Regions from separate parts of the Homo sapiens genome. Here region 1 is linked to region 2. A link is a contact called in ENCODE Hi-C or POLR2A ChIA-PET data. All regions are on one chromosome and are shown on one strand. Each heading gives the region's core, a stretch centred on a gene start or an enhancer-like site at or near the end of the contact. The rest is flanking DNA. Distances are from core to core; before and after follow the strand shown.

The links. A loop is a pair of places that touch in the nucleus more often than their neighbours do. ChIA-PET counts read pairs that join two places held with the same protein, here RNA polymerase II (POLR2A). Pooled maps may share reads with other maps.
Region 1: a loop to region 2 is called in a map of right lobe of liver, with 2.2 times the contacts of the local background. The contact joins two enhancer-like sites. A Hi-C loop is called at or near these places in 10 of 168 maps with a recorded cell type or tissue (HCT116, HL-60/S4, HepG2 and 6 more), 2 of 37 single-sample maps with no recorded cell type and 5 of 50 pooled maps. POLR2A ChIA-PET finds 5 or more read pairs at or near these places in 5 of 52 experiments (HCT116, HepG2, OCI-LY7 and 2 more).

The regions. Positions count from the first base shown.
Region 1 is chr10:79,092,149-79,095,454 of GRCh38, reverse strand. The region is part of intron 1 of ZMIZ1 (zinc finger MIZ-type containing 1); the gene reads right to left. Among named protein-coding and RNA genes, the nearest start is that of ZMIZ1, 25 kb to the right of the region's middle. RefSeq lists cis regulatory regions at 1,241-1,741, 1,267-1,770. Within about 2 kb of position 1,279, at least 24 of the 41 ENCODE cell types and tissues checked have a DNase peak (open chromatin) inside an H3K27ac peak, as active enhancers do.
Region 2 is chr10:79,193,850-79,196,991 of GRCh38, reverse strand. The region is part of intron 4 of ZMIZ1 (zinc finger MIZ-type containing 1); the gene reads right to left. Among named protein-coding and RNA genes, the nearest start is that of ZMIZ1, 130 kb to the right of the region's middle. RefSeq lists an enhancer at 1,098-1,187. Within about 2 kb of position 1,436, at least 23 of the 41 ENCODE cell types and tissues checked have a DNase peak (open chromatin) inside an H3K27ac peak, as active enhancers do.

The sequences.
Region 1 (3,306 bases), core at 30-2,529, 100 kb after region 2:
GGTTATTGCCAAAAAGCAAAGGGGTAAAGAAGTGGGCCTGGAAGGGGCGGTCTTCTAACTATCGGTATCATGGTTATTGTTTTTTATAACAGTACTATTGAAATTAAATCAGGAAAATATTTGACTTGATAGCGTTCTGCCCTCAAAACAGATGTTTTTCCCTTGAAATGTATGTTATAGACATGACTGATTTATGAGCATTCACCATGTGGCCAGCCCTATGCTGAGCACTAAGTGTACATGAGCATATTTTGTCTTTCCAACAACCTTAATCGTTCCCACTTTCTACCCATGAAAACTGAGGTCCTGAGAGGAAGTCAAATGCCCAAGGTCCCACAAGTGGAAGACACAGGATATGAACCTAGGCTGGTCTGAGAGTCAGAGCTCCTGTAGCCAGCTGGGCAGGGACAGCCCTCTCTGGTCCAAGGGCCCCAGGCCTCTGATCAGCATCCAGCGCCACTGCTTGCTTGCTTTCTCTCTCTCTCTTTTTTTTTTTTTTTCCAGGAGGGGCAGGGTCTTGCTCTGTCACACAGGCTGGACTGCAGTGGCGCAACTGTGGCTCACTACAGCCTCGACCTCCTGGGCTCAAGCAATCTTCTCATCTCAGCCTCCCCAGTAGCTGGGACTAAAGGTGCACACCACCATGCTCAGCTAGTTTTTGTATTTCTGGTAAAGACAGGGTTTCACTGTGTTGCCCAGGCTAGTCTCGAACTCCTGAGCTCAAGCGATCCGCTCACCTTGGCCTCCCAAAGTGCAGGGATTAGAGGCGTGAGCCACTGTGCACCTGGCCTAGCCCCATTGCTTTCTGAAGAAGACAGTGATGCCCAGCGAGGCCTTGGTCTTGTCCAAAATCACTCTGTCATCCCACAGCAGGGCAGGGACAACGGACAGATACATCTACTGTTGACTTCATCTCACTTCATTCTCAAAATAACCTGGGAAGTAAGCAGTACCCATTTCATGGCCAAGGAATCTGGCTCTAGAAAGCCAAAGTAACCGACAGTGGCAGTGTGCGAGAAGGTTTGAACCCAGGCCGCTGAGCTCTGCAGACTGTCTGGCAGCCTCTATGCAATGACCCCAGTTTCCTGAGATCTGGCTCTGGCTCCAGCTCCCTCCGGGTTGCAGGGAGAGCAGAGGCCGCCTTGGCCCCAGCGTTCGTGGCCTTCTGAGTCGCCCGTGGGCTCTGCACCTGGCATGCAATGCCAGCAGCCTCGGTAAACAGGCCCGGCTGCAGCCGGACTCACCCGGCTCGCTTGTGCCGAGGAAGCCAGGTCGGAGGAAGGGTTCCTTGGCATTTCCAGCAGCAGCGCTCTCTTACTCAATTAGGCCCTTTCTGTCCAAAGGGCAGCTGTGACGTGTGGAACAGGTCTGTGGTGTCAATATGAACCCAGCATTGTACAGCTGGGGACATACAATGCCCTCGGTCGACTGTTTATTTATAAATCCACCCAGTGCTCACTGCGGCCTTTACACTCAGCTCTTTCCCAAAATGCAAATTGGCTTCTTCCTGTAAGTCAAACCGACTTGCTCGAGCTGATAAAAATCATCCCAAACGGGCTCTTTTATCTCCCCAATACACAAAGTCCTCTGCACCCACACCTCCTAGAAAGAGGAAGACTGTCTGTCTGCAGAGTGCTTGCGGCAGGGATGGCCCAGAGAGAGGCCCTGAAGAGGCACGCAAGGGCATGGGAGGGTGTGCATAGGGTAGTGGGAGCCAGGATCTAAACTCACAGGCCTGCATTCAAATCCTGCCTAAAACGCCTTCTGGCTCTGTGGCCCTAATCACTCTGAGCACATCACGTACGCATGTGTGTAAAACTGGGATACAGGCCAGGCGTGGTGGCTCACACCTCTCATCCTAGCACTTTGGGAGGCCAAAGTGGGTGGATCACTTGAGGTCAGGAGTTCAAGACCAGCCTGGCCAACATGGTGAAACCCCATCTCTACTAAAAATACAAAAATTACCCAGGCATGGTGGCAGGCGCCTGTAATCCCAGTTACTCGGGAGGCTGAGGCCGGAGAATCGCTTGAACCCAGGAGGCAGGATTGCAGTGAGCTGAGATCACGCTACTGCACTCCAGCCTGGGCAACAGAGTGAGACTCTGTCTCAAAATAAATAAATAAATAAATAAATAAATAAATAAATAAATAAATAAATAAATAAAATAAAACTGGGGTACAGCAGTCCTTCCCGCGTAGGGTTCTTCAGAACAGTAAATGAGATAATGCACATAAACTGCATGGCACAGTGCAGAGAACCTAAAGCATCCCCTGAATATGTGTGTGTGTGTGTGTGTGTGTGTGTGTGTGTGTGTGTGTTGGGGGTGGGGGGGGTGGTAGAAAGAATAATAATTATCTGAAGCTTGGACCTGCCACTCATTCATTCTCTTGCTGGGTACTCTCTGTACCTCAGTTTCCCCCACTGCTCTTTGAACCCCCAGGAACCTCTCTCCTACTGGCTGGTAGCTCAGCCCCTCAACTGCTTGCATTGTATTCAAACGGCTTTGGGGGTGCTGCTTCCGGTACTGTCTCCTCACTATCTCAAGGGCTCTATTATCAGAAAATCAAAATCTGTTCCAAAAGAAAAAAAACAAAATACACCCATCTTACAGAAAAGCGAGCTACCTGACCACCCCTCTGCCAGCTGGTGTCCAGATTTCAAAGAGCCACGAGCATCACTTAAAGGCACATGCCTTGTGCAAGGCTTGCTGGGAGATATCAGGGATCTGATATGGGTTTGTAACCAAGTAGACTAATCAGGGGCCTCCAGGAGTGGGCAGGAAGTGCAAAGAAATGTCAAATGGGCCTAGAAGTCACCAGAGACCAAGAAGCGTACACAGAAACCTCTTGGCCGAGGTTCCAAGGCTTATAAGGAGGTGTTGCGATGCTACTGTGACAACAGGTATGGGGCTCTGCCCACAGGGGGACACCCCTAGCCGCAGCCCAAGCCTGGGTCTCCTAGCACAACAACAGCCACACTGCGTGCAGCGAGGCTTAGGTTATCAGCACGGATCCATTTATGGAGGAGAACGCCAAGGCCTGGAAGAGGGAGGTGACTGACCCAAGATCACATGGCTTGTTGGTAATGAAACCCAGGTCCTAGGGTCACCCCCAATCTGGAGAACAGAGGGAAGCCAGCAGCCATGAAATGGCCATGCCATGGCAGCCACCAGTTTTCCAGAAGGGGATGAGAACAGGCAATGTCAGTTCACAAAGAACTTCCCCTCCCTGTGTCTCCAGCACTCCTCACAGCAGCAGGCAGACAGGCTGGGTGGAGTTGCAGAATCTCCCCATTTTGCAGGTTGA
Region 2 (3,142 bases), core at 187-2,686:
TGGAGGTTCCAGGTGTGCTTCCAGGCCCTCCGTCCTCTCCCTCACTCCAGTGAGCACCCAGGTGTCCCCAGCCAGGATGGACTTCGAGTGGGCTTCTCTGGTTTCCTGGCCTTGGTTTCCCCATCTGCAGAACAGGATGCTGCAGAGGGGCAAGTCAGTGACCCATAAGGGTCTACCTCTCAAGAGGAACTTTCTCCTGACATTGTGTCCGGGGGCAGAGCCCGGTGGGCCTTGATAAATGCTTGTTGCCTGGAAGCCCCAAGCAGGCACAGGAGCTTAGATCCACCCAGCTGGCGACCACAGGGCTCAGAGGCAGTTCTTTTCTGTTTAGTCATAGCGGGGGCCCAGGTCCTGCTTTAAGAAGTTAACAGCAAACTGGGAGATGGGACTGTCCACCTTCGGGCTGGCCCCACGTGGGGTCACGGGCAGTCTTGTCTGGAGGCCGGCGGCTGGACTGAACTGGCTTCTGGACAGAAAGATTCCTGGAATATTAAGGGCCGAAGGTGCTTTCAGGTCCCCTATCTACCCGCTCTGCCTCAACTGGTTTTACTCTGAGGAGCCTGGGGCCCATCAGTGTTTTGTTCAAGGCCAAGGGGCACTGGGCTGGGTCCAGGTCCCAGGGGGGCTTTGCTCCCAGGCAGGGCTGCAGCTCACAGGAACCGAGGGGTGAGTGTCTGGGCTTGCAACACCTGTGAGACCCAAGGGTGGGTAGATGGATGGCAGGAGGGACATCGCAGACCACAGGGACAGCGCTGTGTCCTGTGTTTCTTAATAAAAGAACAAATGGCTAGCGGATTATGGAGGCACCTACAGGTGAGGTGACATTTTTAAACTGTTGAGGTCAATGATGGAGAACTGCGGTTACTAACCCCAGGAATGGAGGAGATGGAGGCTCCAGTCTCTGGAGTAAAAGGGTCAAAGGCCTAGAGAGCAAAGGGTCTCAGGCATAAAGAGAGGAAGGGTGCGCTGAGGGAGGCATGCAAGAGACAGCTTGTTGAGGGGCAGGCTGGGATCTTCCATTTGTTCTACACCTGCTATGTTCAGGCACCAGGCCAGGCCCTATGCAGTGCTAATTTTCTTCATCCTTAAAAGGCTCAGAGAGGTGAAGCAAATTGCCCAAGGTGACACAGCCGGAAAGCTGCTGGGCTGAGATTCAAACCCTCTACCTTTCCAGCTGTTAATGTGCTGTTCTTTGCACTCCCCATGACTGGCAGTCAGAGCTTCCTGGTAGTCCCCACCTCCGGCTGTGACTGGGCCCCAGGAGATGACCTTCTTGTTCCACCCAACCTGCCCAAATCCAGTCACTTACATCACTGGGCTCCCTGCACACCGGCCACCTTTGGGAGGTGACACGCACCTGGTGGCCAGCAGAGGTCGCCCTTCGCCACAAGAGCGCCACTCAGCTGGGCCGCTGCCTCCGCCTCCGGGCTCCTGGACTCCTTTAAGCCTTTACAAGTCGCTACAAATCCTCCGTGGCTGCAGCTCTATAGCCGGAGAGGCCGGGCTCCCGCCCAACAGATCACTGTCGGCCTGGCCCCAGGTGCACCCGTGGCCTCAGCCCTTCCTACTGCCCCTGAATGGGGGGTGAGACCAAGCAGGCTACCCCCATCCCGGCTCAGGACCCCCGCCATGTCTCCTGGTCAGAGCAGCCAGGAGCCATGCAAAGCTAATCAGCATGGGGGATCAGGACCCTGCTTTGCTGAGTGAATAGGGCAGAGAGCTGGACCTCCATTTCGCTGTCTGCAAAGCACAGGATCGGGCTGGCCAGCCTTTGGCAGCCTGTCAAATACCAGCCTCTTAGGATTCCCTGTGAGGAGCTCCGGCTGTTCAGAAAACACCATCCCCACAAGAGGAGAATGCCTGCTTTTGAAGCTGCAAAGCCTGTCCCAAGGCAGGTCCATGGGGAGGCTGAAGGCCCGGCAGCCCCGGGAGCTGTTCTTCCAGGGCAGCCCAAGGCCAAGACGCTGCCCCTTTCACAGCTCTGTGCTTCTTCTTGCACCTTACGCTTGGCTGGGCTTAGTTGGGCAAATGGAAGTTTTTGGATGGTAACATGGGGTCAGCTCGGTCTTCCCAACTCCCGTGGGACGTCTTTCGGGACCAAGCTTCCATTTACACTTCTCACCACCCAGCAGAGCGAGGGTGTCTATGCTTAGCGGCGCCTGGTGCAGAAGACTAGTTCAAGAAAAGTTAGCGGCTATTATGTATAGAGGGCTGCTTGGAGGATAGAACGTTGAGAGCTGAAAAGGCCTGGGAACACCTGCCTCATGCCCTCATGCAGCAGGGTGGGAAGCGGAGGTGGGGAGAGGAAGAGGACACGGAGGGCATCGTGAGCAGAGCTGGGCTGGAGCCCCTCTGACAGGTCCAAATAGAGCCCTGGATATCTCTGGGCTGCCAAGTCAGCAAGGAGAGAAGCATCTCAACGGTCTCAACGGCTGGGGGAGGCAAACAGCCCTCAGGGGGCTCCTCACTGGACACAGGGATGAGGTGCTTCTAGCTGCCCCACAGAAATGTGGAGCTCCACAGGCAGCTAGCTCCCAAGGGTGGCAGCCAACCGAACAGTCAGCTGTCCCAACACAAGTGTTTTATTTCCCACCTTTGAGGCCTCACTAGTTCATCAGTCCACATAATGCACACGCACCCAGAGAGAGGCGTCTGCACAGCACACGTGTGCATAGGCACATACACATGTGACCCCTTGCATACTTCACAGCAGGTATGTGCACATGCTGGATGCCAACACAGATGCACTTGAGCACACACATCTCATGACAGCTTGCACAGGCAAGTGGGGGTCCCCGGGGAGCTGTGTGAGCAGTGGTGTGCAGAAATGATTCAATCACCATGCACATCTGCAGCTTAGGTCCCCTGGGGCAAGCGGTGCCAGTGGCAGGAGTGGGCAGCTCTGCCTACAGCCCGCGAGCAGAGGCTGCGTTCCAAGACACAGCCAGAAGGGAAAGCCTAGGGGTCCAGAGGACATCCCAGACAGCCCCTTCATCAGCCTTAGACTCCCAAAGGGACAAACTTCATGAGCCCTGGGCTCAGCAATGACCTGCCAACCTGCACATGTCAGCATCAGTTGGGATCCTTTTCGGCCTGGCCCCTAGCCCTCACTACTCTCAGTCACATCCCTTGTCCCCAACGT